2 separate regions of the Homo sapiens genome follow, and region 1 is linked to region 2. A link is an interaction called in ENCODE POLR2A ChIA-PET data of the cell type or tissue named here. Cell type or tissue: OCI-LY7. All regions are shown on one strand. Each heading gives the region's core, and the rest is flanking DNA. Links, peaks and the distances in the headings are about the cores only.

The links. ChIA-PET counts read pairs that join two places held together with the same protein. Peaks named below come from ENCODE experiments on the same cell type or tissue, not always from the same donor. Only the 100,000 strongest peaks of a DNase experiment are listed, where the experiment ranks them.
Region 1: POLR2A ChIA-PET joins it to region 2 with 5 read pairs; 12 of 35 experiments call an interaction of 5 or more read pairs at or near these places.

What each region holds. Positions count from the first base shown.
Region 1 is chr20:5,565,233-5,573,248 of GRCh38, forward strand. GPCPD1 (glycerophosphocholine phosphodiesterase 1) reads right to left here. Exons shown (of 20, transcript NM_019593.5): 12 at 4,915-5,007; 13 at 2,251-2,328; 14 at 1,501-1,540. Among named protein-coding and RNA genes, the nearest start is that of GPCPD1, 42 kb to the right of the region's middle. In OCI-LY7, for the core only: CTCF peaks have their summits at 4,007 (motif pointing right) and 4,213; DNase peaks (open chromatin) are centred at 4,029 and 5,509; H3K27ac peaks cover 2,322 bases.
Region 2 is chr20:5,795,218-5,800,217 of GRCh38, forward strand. All of the region lies in intron 2 of SHLD1 (shieldin complex subunit 1), which reads left to right. Among named protein-coding and RNA genes, the nearest start is that of SHLD1, 47 kb to the left of the region's middle. RefSeq lists an enhancer at 2,906-3,105. In OCI-LY7, for the core only: no CTCF peak of the experiment used is centred there; a DNase peak (open chromatin) is centred at 2,994; H3K4me3 peaks cover 1,096 bases; H3K27ac peaks cover 4,903 bases.

The DNA.
Region 1 (8,016 bases), core at 1,697-6,696, 230 kb before region 2:
TTTTTTTTAATAGAGGTAGGGTCTCACTCTGTCATCTAGGCTGGAACACAGTGGAATGATCATTGCTCAATGTAGCCTCAAACTCAAGCAGGCTCAAGCATTGATCCTCCAGCCTCAGACTCCCGAGTAGCTATGCCCATAGACATGCACTACCACATCCAGCTCATTTTAAAAATTTTTTTGTAGAAATGAGGTCTAGTTGCTCAGGCTGATCTTGAACTCCTGGCCTCAAGCAATTCTCCCAACTTGGCTTCCAAAACTGCTGGGATTACAGGAGTGAGCCACCGTGTCCAGCCCCTATATATAGTATTTTTTAAAGGCTCTTGTATGTATTAAACATCAAAAACCCATTTTCTAAATAAGCATCATGAAAACCAGTTTGCAACGATTAATAGACACCAGTCTGTAGACCCAAGAGTGATTATTTTCTTATAAAATTTGTACTAAAGTACTACTCTTTAAAAAGTAGTCACAAGCTGTGATTTTGCTATTTCTCCAGAGAATTAAGAGTTGTGTGATTTTGCTAAGACTACTATTTGAAATACTAAAATCAGCTCAGAAATTACAAATTAAGAGAATATACAGCAACTATTGTGCTTTTGTTATTATCAATTAATCAATATAGACTAAAAAAAAGAATTATTTTCCAAAAGTGGAAAAAATTAAAATATCAAGTTTTTCTTAAAAACACACATACAAAACCTGTATTACAAATTCAAAGACAAAATCATGTATAATTTTCCAGCAGAATAAACTAAAGGTAAAATTCATTTTATTACTAAGACTCATAAAATATCTATAAGCCTATATAGTTACGTTTATGCTCTGGGTGGGGATAATCTTTGGTCTTAAGCACTTCACAATCTTTATAAAGATATTAAAACTGTATGGTTATCACAATTACAGATAAACACCTATATCTATAGTACACCTACTATATGTACAGCACCATCAGTCTCTGGGAATATAAAAACATTTTCCTACCCCTGAGGGGCTAACACTCTAGTTGAAAAGACAGGACATATATGAAAATAAAGGATTTAAAATGAATACAATAAGCCTCATATGAATGGCACAGCCATTAATTTCTATGGGAGTAGAAAAGTGAAGTGAAATTATAAAGGGATGTGGTAGGCAGGACAAAGCTTGCCCACGGTCATAACAGGTAAATGAAGAGCTGGTTCAAATTGACCCTGTAGCCGGATTCTATAGTTGATTTACTTTCTACTTTGTAATGGTTAAGAATGTTTGGAAAGATTGATAAGTATTAACACTTTGATCATCAAGCTAAGAAAAGCAATGCAATGGTTACTATACACATGATATATATTTAGTAGAAAACAAATGCAAATTCATTTCCGAACTATAAAATTACATTTAGAAGGCCCAGTATTATACTCATAAAAATGACCAAGTATCAAGTATGTGCTAAAATCGATTTTAAAAATCCTATTAATGCTAACTACAAAAGGAAAACAGTGTTTCCATATTGGTACATACCTTTCCGATCCTTAGATTTCAGTGCAGTCACATGAGTGAGCTAGAAAGCACACAAACAAAATGAAATCAGAAAGGAAGCCTTAGCTTATGAAGAGATGGTTAACAGAAAATATCCTGAAAAACTAGCAAGATAAAAAAGCCTATAAAACGTAGAACTATCAGTTTAATAAGAATAAGCACTAGCCACTATATATATTTTATATGTGCATACACATTTAAGATAATGATCAAATACTCAATTAGGGAAGAATATAAAAATTCTTCACTAGATAACTGTTAATAGGGAATCATGCATTTATTTAGGTTCCTAATAGGGACAGGAAGAGGTACCATGTAAAATTACATGATACAAAATATTCAAAGGTATTGGAAATTAACATATATTTACCAACTATTGCATAAAAGGCCTATTGTAAAATAATGACCATTATATGAAGAAGGGCTACTGCAGAACAGAAGCAACCTAAAGATTATGAATGAGAAGGGCTAGCCACTATGGCCTACAAAAACTTATGGTCTAGTTCGTTCCTTCATAAATACAAAAACCAGTGGGGTCCATGGAAATGGTTGGAGAAGACAGCTGGATCGATACAGAACCCTTCTCCCAAACAGAACAGAATACCAAAGCACATAGTCTACACATTAAATTTAACAGTCATCCCCATGTGCAAAGAGAACATAACCATATACAAGCAAGTACAATAGTCCTAAAGCTAAGGGATAATTTACATTTCATGTTATTATTACTACCTTTAACAACTGGAGTTGGTCAAATGTTAATTCTTTTACTGGAATTTCAAATAATTCAACTGGATCAGCATCAAATTTCTAAAAAAAAAAAAAAAAGAAAGAAAGAAAAAGAAAGAATAAAGAAAATTAAGAGAAAAGTAAGCCCTAAATTATTACTGAATGCTTACACTAGACAGGCCTAGCAACTCTATTTACTCAACAATGAGAATAACTGTTAGTAGCCATACTGAGCCCATGCAGGACAGCCCTTCTAACCTAACACCACCTCCCAGCCCTTATATTCTGGCTTTCATTTTTATTGCAGTGTAGAATACCTGGAAGGAAAATGCAGCTGGCAGAAAGCTGTAGCGCTGAAGACAGCTGAGGATAGAACCAGAAGTCAGTCATCTCCCCTACTTCCTGTTATGCTGTCTATACATTTTCTTTGATACTTATCCATACTACGTGACTAGAAATCAATATGAAAGTACTATATAAAATTTATTTCTGTAAGTTTCTAATCTTTTCGAAGACTTTTAAACATCTGATTAAAAACAGCAGACACACCAAATGTCATGAAAAAATTGTCTGATTAGCTATAAACCATAATACTTAAGCACTCTGAGCTACCATGTTTCCCCCACAAGCAAATCTGTTGTATTAGGTTTTAATGTCTATCAAATGATCAATGTCACTCTGTTGAAGGCACTTCTACAGGAAATGAATTAAGGTATCACCAATAAATCATCTGTCCAACAAATATACTTAGTATATATATATATATACTTAGTATATATATATACTAAAATCCATCACATATATATTCATTCATATGCATTGGTATGAACCTGTACATGCATAAAGTTTTTCTGGAATACACAAGAAACTATTAAAAGTAAGACAGTAAGAACAAGGAAAAACAGGAAAGATTTATTTCTCATTTCATAATCTTCTGAAATACTTTTTTTTTTTCTAATGAAGATGAATTGTTTTTATAAGAAAAACACCAGCTTAAAAATCAAAATTCAGTATAAAAGTTCATTGCTTTCATTTCTCAATTAACTCATTCAGGTTCAACTTCAGATCAAGATATAGCCTGGTGAAAATGGGGCATTAGTAATATTTGAACTCTCATTGATTTTCAGAAGTAAACTGTAGCTTGGCCGGGTGCAGTGGCTCACATCTGTAATCCCAGCACTTTGGGAGGCTGAGATGGGCGGATCACCTGAGGTCAAGAGTTTGAGACCAGCCTGGCCAACATGGTGAAGCCCCGTCTCTACTAAAAAATACAAAAATTAGTTGGGCTTGGTCCAGCTACTTAGGAGTCTGCAGTCCTAGCTACTTAGGAGGCTGAGGCAGGAGAATCGCTTGAACCCAGGAGGTGGAGGTTGAGCCAAGATCACATCACTGCACTCCAGCCTAGGCAACAGAGCGAGACTCGGTCTCAAATAAATAAATAAATAAATTGCAGCTAGATCAATTAATCTCAATCTTGGCTAATAAGATCATTTATCACTTCACTCTTTCTCATTTATCTTTTCATTAATGTTCTTCCATGACTAAAACAACCTGTTCCATGTGTTTGGTCACTCTACTCATGTAATCTGAATAGATGCACCTCCTTCCTTTCCTCCCTTCCTCCCCTCCCCTCCCCTTCCTTCCTTTCTTCCTTCTTTCTCCTAATACCATTTCGCAGAAACAAAAGGGTCCTTTCCTATACATAATATATACATCATAATAATCCAACCCCTAGGAACTCTGATTAAAATTCACCAGCAGGTGGTGCCAGGGTCTTTGTCACACTCTTTAATACAACAGACAGTATCTGGTACAGTGATGCTAGCCAACTAGACTAACTTTAAATCAACTCAGTTGGAAATTAATACCCAACACAGTTTTAGAGTCTAAGTCCCCGAGAAATCACTTGGTTACATAGTATACTGACGTTTAGGGACTATATCATTATCATGATTATGTTTGTACAAAAACAATTACAGTTTTTTTACAGCTATGTAAGTTTTTAAATCTCATTCTGGATCCCCCCCCGCCATTATGCCCTCTTCTCCATTCTTCTGGTCCCCTACTCCAATTCAGGCTTACCTTTCCTGTAGCCCACATTGCTGCTCGCCCTGCCTGCAGTCTCTGTCCTCTGAAATTCCTATTTCATCAGCTACCAAAACATTAGTCTTGAACATTTCCCTTTTCAGCTAAAAAGTATTTCCTACCCCCCTAGTTCTTGAGTCTAAACCTCTTCACTGAGGCCCTCCACCATCTAACTCCAAACCTCTTTTTGAATTTTTCACTGTGGCTCACTAGCCTTATTAATTGAAGAAGCTTGAAGCAGAAACAGCTGGAATCCTAGAAAACAAACACTATGATATCTTCCTCTCTTGCCTCAATATAGTAGCATAGACAGACCGCTACAGAAACCACCTGGAATGTCCCTTTTTTGTAACATAATAAAGTATTTTCAGCAATAGAGACCCTACTCTAGGAAGGCAGTATTCCCAACTCATCACTGTCTCAATGTTGCAAGAGCATGAGAGGGAAGGACTGGCAGTAATTCACCAAGAAAATGAATTAACCAATTCTATTTAATAAGTAATTAAAAATATAAAAAAACTTCCTAGTTTTTAAACCTTTTACTTAACATTAAGAGTTTGAAATGAAGAAATTTCAACGTACCTTTTTCATAGTCAAACAACAGGTAAGATCATGATATACCACGGGCACAAAGTCCTTTGAAAGGTGTACGTCAAATTCTACAAAGGCTGCACCCTGACAGAAGGAAGCAAGTATTTGAAAAACATTGCCTGGTACACAGTACCTCTCAAACTGCAAGAACGTAAGAAATTTTTGTTCACTATAAAATTACAGACCTGTACAAACTTTTTCTAAAAAGTAATGTATTCTCTTAAAACAATGGGTTTTCTCTTTTGCAAAAGCACAGCTACTTTTTCCTGGCAAAAAAAAAAAAAAAAAAAAACGGACACAGATTCACTTCAAAACACTCAGAGGCACCGCAGTGGCAGTGAGACAGCCTTCGGGGCTGTTACTTCTGCAACTGCTATTGGCAGAAAAGGAACCCAACAAAAGCCCCAAGCTCAGGGATCCCACACATTGCTGCCCACTGCCCCTGCAAACCTTAGCTGCACAGCTAACATGAAAGATTCAGTGAGGGAAGGAATAAGCTGCAAAGTGCCTTAGCTCGGCTCCTTAGGGCACCTGAGCAGTCCACTGTACAGCCTTTCTCAGCAAAATGTCAGTACGGAATGAAAGAGGAAGCCATAACTGCTGATGAACAGACAGAGACAACAGAAACAGGAAAAAGATGATGCTCATGTCCGGTTTCCTAATGAAAGCCAAACAAATGAGGAAGACATGAATTATAGTTAAAGCCAAATTTCTAAAAAGCAGATCCACACAGAAGGAGCAGGACTGAAATTAATTTAAAGAAAAAAAGAAAGAAAGAAAGAAAAAGGCAGATCCACTCACCCCTATGAATTAATTCAGTTAAAGTCTGTATGTCATAAACTGACATACAAATATGTACCTTTTCTGAAAGGCCAGCTGCGATAGAAGGAAGCAAGGTTTGAAAATTCTGTAACACTACTTTACTGAAAAGATGGGTGCATTTCTACCCCTTACACTGGCTCTAAATTGTCAAGGGGTAGAACTCAACTTGGGAATACACATGGATCACAGACTAGAGTCAAAGGAGTTCAAGAGTCTGGCGAGGAAGCCTACTTCCTTGCAGACTTCCGAAGCGGGAAACTTAGCACCTCTTATTTTAAACAAGACAATACCAAAACCCTTTCTACCAAAGAGGACAAACCCTACCATTCCCAAGTAGTTCTAACTATTAAACATTTTAAGTTGTAGCTTTCTAATTTTTTTGGTTTTAGACAACCATAATCCTTATAGAAAATAATTTTAGTAGAAGACAAAACTTAATCCCAAAATTCATCATGAGGTTTAAGTAATAAGCCAATAACAGACCGAAACATCTTCATAGATATGTATTTAACATTAAAATAAGCCAATAATAATTAAAATAACACATCTGAAAATGTGATCCCTGTGAGTTATAAAGGATTTCATTAGAATATGGAAGAAAAAGGCTTAATGAAATCCTCTCTCAAAAAGCACATATCTAAAAATTATTGGCAGGGTGCAGTGGCTCACGCCTATAATGCCAGCACTTTGGGAGGCTGAGGCAGTCAGATCACCTGAGGTAAGAAGTTCAAGACCAGCCTGGCCAACATGGCGAAACCCCATCTCTACTAAAATTACAAAAATTAGCTGGGCATGGTGGCAAACGCCTGTAATCTCAGCTACTCGGGAGGCTGAAACTGGAGAATCGCTTGAACCTAGGAGGTGGAGGTTGCAGTGAACCAAGATCATGCCACTGCACTCCAGCCTGAGTGACAGAACAAAACTCCATCTCAAAAAAAAAAAAAATTTAACAGGGTCATCACACCGGCATGATGGTTCATGCCTGTAATCTTAGCACTTAGGGAGGCCAAGTGAGGGGATCGCTTGAGCCCACAAGTTCGAAACCAGTCTGAGCAACATAGTGAGATCCCGTCTCTACAAAAAATACAACAATTAGCCAGGTATGATGACACATGCCTGTGGTCCCAGCTACTTGAGAGGCCAAAGCAGGAGGATCATTTGAGCCCAGGAGGTTGAGGCTATAGTGAGCTATGATCCTGCCACTGCACTCCAGCCTGGGTGACGAAGCCATCACGTTTATAGCTAATGAAATGATGTTTAGACTAGCTATGACAGTAAAACTGGTTCCAAATTAATTATAAACTATAGCCTAATAATATTAATAAATATCATATTTTCAACAGAAAGATAAAACAATCTACTAACATTTTAAACATTAAAATTATGATCAATTCAAGATGTCATGAATTTTAAAATGCATTATTTTATATACCACTAAGAGGGGGAAATAAGCTGTCAATTAAATTATGACTCAAAGCTAAGTTGTAAACCCATTCCAATTTCCAAGAGGCTAAAATATTTTAAAAGTACACCTTAGAATAGATGTTAGTTCATATAAGTAATAAAGCTAAACACTGACTAACCAAGTTTACTTCCCGAACTATTTTTTACAAGGCAAAGTTGAGGGCATATGGAGTACACTGTGGAAAAAGTGGAAATTAAAAAATGAGATGTTCCTCCATTTTCCCCCTAGTTTCACTTTGGAATGTGAGGCGGTCCAGACAAGTACAGAGGAATAGGGGAGAAAAATCTCAGGTTATTGATTAAAAATGTCCAAGTTGCAGTTGCTGAAAATACTAACAGCTAAAAAACAGACTCTAACTGGATTAAAAAAAAAAATAAGGAGTTAAGGAAGACAAGTTGGTATGCAAGGGTGGAAACTGATACTTTTTTATTTATTTATTTTTTAAAAGAGATAGAGTCCAATTCTGTCACCCAGGCTGGAGTGCACTGGACGGATCATAGCTCATTGTAGCCTCAAACTCCTGGGCTCCAGCAAAGCTCCAGCCTCAGACTCCCAAGTAGGTGGGACTATAGGTATGAGCCACCACACTCAGCTGATACACTTCTTTCAAGTGTTACATAAAATCACCATCAAATCTTTCCTTCTTTTTTTTTTTTTGAGACTGAGTCTCACTCTGTCATCCAGGCTGGAAAACGGTGGCATGATCTCAGCTCACAGCAACCTCCACCTCCCAGATTCAAGCAATTCTTGAATTGCCTCAGTCTCCCAAGTAGCTGGGATAACAGGCGCGGGCCACCATGCCAGGT
Region 2 (5,000 bases), core at 1-5,000:
GATAGAGTGAGACTCTGTCTCAAAAAAAACAAAAACAAAACAAAACAAAAAACACACACACACACGCAAAACCAAAGTGATAAAATCAGGCTGTATAGGCTGGGCATGGTGGCTAATCCCTGTAATCCCAGCATTTTGGGAAGCCAAGGTGGGCAGATCACTTGAAGTCAGGAGTTCAAGACTAGCCTGGCCAATATGGCAAAACCCCCCTCTGTACTAAAAATACAAAAAATTAGCTGGATGTGGTGGCACGTGCCTGTAATCCCAGCTACTTGGGAGGCTGAGGCAGGAGAATTGCTTGAACCCGGGAGGCAGAGGTTGCAGTGAGCTGAGATCATGCCACTGCACTCCAGCCTGGGTGACAGAGCAAGACTCTGGTCTCGCAAAAAAAAAAAAAAAAAAAAAAATCAGGCTGTGTAAGTTTCATAACTACACAGAACAAATAGAAATGAACAAACTCATTACAAAAAATATCATCTATTGGCCGGGTGTGGTGGCTCATGCCTGTAATCCCAGCACTTTGGGAGGCCGAGGCAGGTGGATCACGAGGTCAGGAGATCGAGACCATCCTGGCTAACACGGTGAAACCCCGTCTCTACTAAAAATACAAAAAAAAAATTAGCCGGGTTTGGTGGCGGGCACCTGTAGTCCCAGCTACTCGGGAGGCTGAGGCAGGAGAATGGCATGAACCCAGAACCCGGGAGGCAGAGCTTGCAGTGAGCCGAGATCGCACCACTGCACTCCAGCCTGGGCAACAGAGCGAGACTCTGTCTCAAAAAAAAAAAAGAAAGAAAGAAAATATCATCTATTCCGGAACAGTAGATATCTACTTATTTCTCCACATCAGAATTCTCTATGTAAAGATTAGCTGTTGAAGCTATTACATTCTGGGTGGTGCTAGAAATCATTACTTAAGGAATAGAAATTAGAATGTTGTTATACATTTACCAAAGCAAAAGAGCAATAATCCAAATTTTAATCAGATCTTAGAGGAAACATTTTTATAGCTGTTTATTACAAGACCTCAGAGTTTTCTTACTGTGAGCACTCTCAAAATTATCTAAAGTATTTTTTTAATTGAACTATTGGTCATAGTTATTAATGTTATTAATATATTACTATAAAAAGGCATAGAAAAATCATAATAAGAAACAGATAATTGCTAAACTATGATTTGAGTTGCCCCTCTAGAGTTTTTTCTTTTGTGGTCTATGTGAAAGGCACCCTATGGTTTTCCATTGCTTTATCTCTTTTTTAAAACCCATAGCGAATTCCCTAAATTTGAATTTGAAACATTTTCAGCGTGAGTTAGAAAGGGGGGAGATGAGGCCGGGCGCAGTGGCTCATGCCTGTAATTCCAGCTCTTTGGGAGGCTAAGGCGGGTGGATCACTTGAGTCTAGGAGTTTGAGACCAGCCTGGGCAACATGGAGAAACCCCATCTCTACAAAAAAATACAAAAAATTAGCCAGGCAGAGTGGCATGCGCATATAGTGCCAGCTACTCTAGAGGCTGAGGTGGAAGGATTGCTTGAGCCCAAGAGGCGGAGGTTGCAGTGAGCCATAATTGCACCACTGCACTCCAGCCTGGACAACAGGACAAGACCCTGTCTCAGAAAAAAAAAAAAAAAAAGGTGGAGAGGTGAGTTAAAGGATAATTGGCTGCAGTTTTACAGTCTACAGTTTTAGACTGTAAATCGGCATATCACTTTTCAAATATTAACTCAACCTTCAACAGGCATGAGAAGCTGAAGTTGTTTCTAACTAGCCAGGAAAATGAGAAGTATTATTGCATATCTCTCAGCATATTAGGAAGAATTGGAAGAAAAACAGACCCAGAGCTCTGGATTCTATCTTTTGCTCCAAAGTAATGATAGGAAGCTTTATTCATCTAACAATGGATGCTGTGATTTTAAAAATTTAAAACTACTCTTCTTGATGAAATAAGGAAAAACAAAAGGGGGAAGGAAAGGAATTAGGAAAGGAAAGAGGGAGAGGGGAGCAAGGGAGTGATTAGTATGCTTACATTTTATACTCTTGTGAGGATTAAGAATAATGTGTGTGGGCTGGGCACAGTGGCTCATGCCTGTAATCCCAACACTTTGGGAGCCTGAGTTAGGAGGATGGCTTGAGCTCTGGAGTTCAAGATCAGCCTGGGCAACATAGTGAGACCCCATCTCTACAAAATATAAACAAAATAAGCTGGGCATGGTGACGAGTGCCTGTAGTCCCAGCTACTCAAGAGGCAGAGGTGGGAGGATTGCTTGAGTCCTGGAGGTCAAGGCTGCAAGTGAGCTATGAACATACCACTGCACTCCAGTCTGAGTGACAGAGCTAGACTCCATCTCAAAAAAGAAGAAGAAGAATATGTGTGAAGTCCCATATAGTCCCAGTCCCAGCACACTGTCCCTACTTACTTACTAGACACAGTATTATAGTATCTGTGACAGTGATGGGCATGTAAAATTGTATGTTTAGTCAAATCATATTTGACTGGAGACATGTCTAACTTGTTTAATAAGTCACATTTATAATGCCTTTGCTACTCATGAACATCCAGTCACTTGATTTCACTGATACCTGCAGTCCTAGGCTTGCCAGTGTCCCAGGCCTCTTTGTTCACTATTTCCTGGGCTACTGCTTAGGCTCTATGCCTATTATACATGTAGATATGACCCTCTGTTCTCTGTCATCAACAGCAGTTGAATCAGAGGCCTTGTTTTGGTTATCTCTTGCTGCCTAACTACCCCAAAATTTAGTGGTGTGGAACAACAACCATTATGTTCTCTCTCACAATTTTGTGGGTTGATGTGCTTCAGCTGAGTGGTTCTTATGGTCCATGTGATATTGGCTGGGGCTGCAGTCACTTGGGGGCTTGAATGGTCTGGAATGTTCAAGGCTGCTCATTCACATGGCTGATAGTTGATGCTAGTCATCAGCTGGGAGCCCAGCTGGGCTGTCAGCTGAAGTGGCCACCTGTGGTCTCTCCATGCCCATGTGGCTCAGGCTTCTGACAACATGGTGGCTGAGTTCTGAGAGGGGAAATCGCAAGAGTGAGCCTTCCAAGAGAAGAAAAGTAGAAACTCTCAGTTCTCTTTTTTTTTTTTTGAGACGAAGTCTTTCTGTCACCCAGGCTAGAGTGCAGTGGCGTGATCTCGGCTCACTGCCAGCTCCGCCTCCCGGGTTCACACCATTGTCCTGCCTCAGCCTCCTGAGTAGATGGGACTACAGGCGCCTGCCACCATGTCTGGCTAATTTTTTGTATTTTTAGTAGAGACAGGGTTTCACCGTGTTAGCCAGGATGGTCTCAATCTCCTGACCTTGTGATCCGCCCGCCTCGGCCTCCCAAAGTGCTGGGATTACAGGCGTAAGCCACTGCGCCTGGCCTAACATTTTAGTTTTCTTTTTTTTTTTTTTTTTTGAGACGGAGTCTTACTCTGTCGCCCAGGCTGGAGTGCAGTGGCGAGAGCTCGGCTCACTGCAAGCTCCGCCTCCCAGGTTCACGCCATTCTCCTGGCTCAACCTCCAGAGTAGCTGGGACTACAGGCACCCACCACCGTGCCCGGCTAATTTTTTTGTATTTTTAATAGAGATGGGGTTTCACCGGGTTAGCCAGGATGGTCTCGATCTCCTGACCTCGTGATCCGCCCACCTCAGCCTCCCTCAGTTCTCTTAAAAACTAGCCTCAGCCAGTTGTGGGGGCTCATGCCTGTAATCCCCATACTTTGGAAGGCCAAGGTGGGTGGATCACTTGAGCCCAGGAGTTTGAGACCATTTGTGAGTCTCTACATGGCAACATGGCAAAACCCCGTCTCTACAAAAAAATACAAATACAAAAATTAGCCAGGCATGGTGGCGTTCACTTGTAGTCCTAGCTACTCAGGAGGCTGAGGTGGGAGGATCACCTGAGCCTGGGAGGCGGAGGTTGCAGTGAGTCGTGATTGCACCACTGCACTCTAGCCTGGATGACTGAGCGAGACTCTGTCTCAGAAAAAAAAAAAAATTAAAGGCTAGCCTCACTTCTGTTGCATTCCCTCCCCTCCCCTCCCCTATTCTCTCTCTCTCGCTCTCTCTCTTTCTTGCTTTCTTTCTCTCTTTCTTTTTGAGCCAGGGTCTCACTTTGTCCCTGAGGCTGTAGTGCATTGGCACCATCTTGGCTCACTGCGGCCTCAACTTCCCGGGTTCAAACAATCCTCCTATCTTGGCCCCCCAAGTAGCTGAGACTACAGACATGCACCACCATGCCTGGCTAATTTTTTTTTTTTTTTTTTTTTTTTTTGGAGAGACAGGGTTTTGCCATGTTGCCCAGGCTGGTCTCAAAACTCCTGAGCTCAAGCAATTTGCTCACCTTGGCCTCCCAAAGTGCTGGGATTACAGGTGTGAGCCACCGCGCCCAGCCTTCTGTTATCACAGGCCAGCTCAAATTCAAAGAGTGAAGGAATTGACTCAGCTCTTGATGAGAGATTGGCATGTGCATATAGGGAATGGCCTTCTTACTATAGGGTCAGTACCATATTCCTTTCAAATTGCCTTCATGAAGTGTAAGTCTTTTTAAAAGGATACTTACAAACTCAAGATTCATACCCTAGAAGTAATTCTGGAAAAGGTGGTAAGATATCATTGACCTAAACATGAGAACCTGGAATGATTTGTCTTGGACCCAGTTGTATGGCATTGGAACCATACTTGTGTCAGTACATAAACATGAAAGAGCTAATCTCTTTTGAATGGAAAATGTGGCCCAATTCTGTAAGAAAGGGTTTAAGGCCATACGTGATTATTGCTAGAGCAGTGGTTCTCAAAGTGATTTTGTCCTTCAGGGGGTATTTGGCAATGTCTGGAGACATTTTTGGTTGTTGCAACTGGGTAGGGGGCAGTGCTACTGGCATGTAGTGCATAAAGGCCAGAGATGAAGCTAAGCATGATACAATGCACAGTGCAGCCCTCTCCCACAACAAAGAATTGCAGCCCAAACATGTCAATAGTTTCAAGGCTGCCTGAGC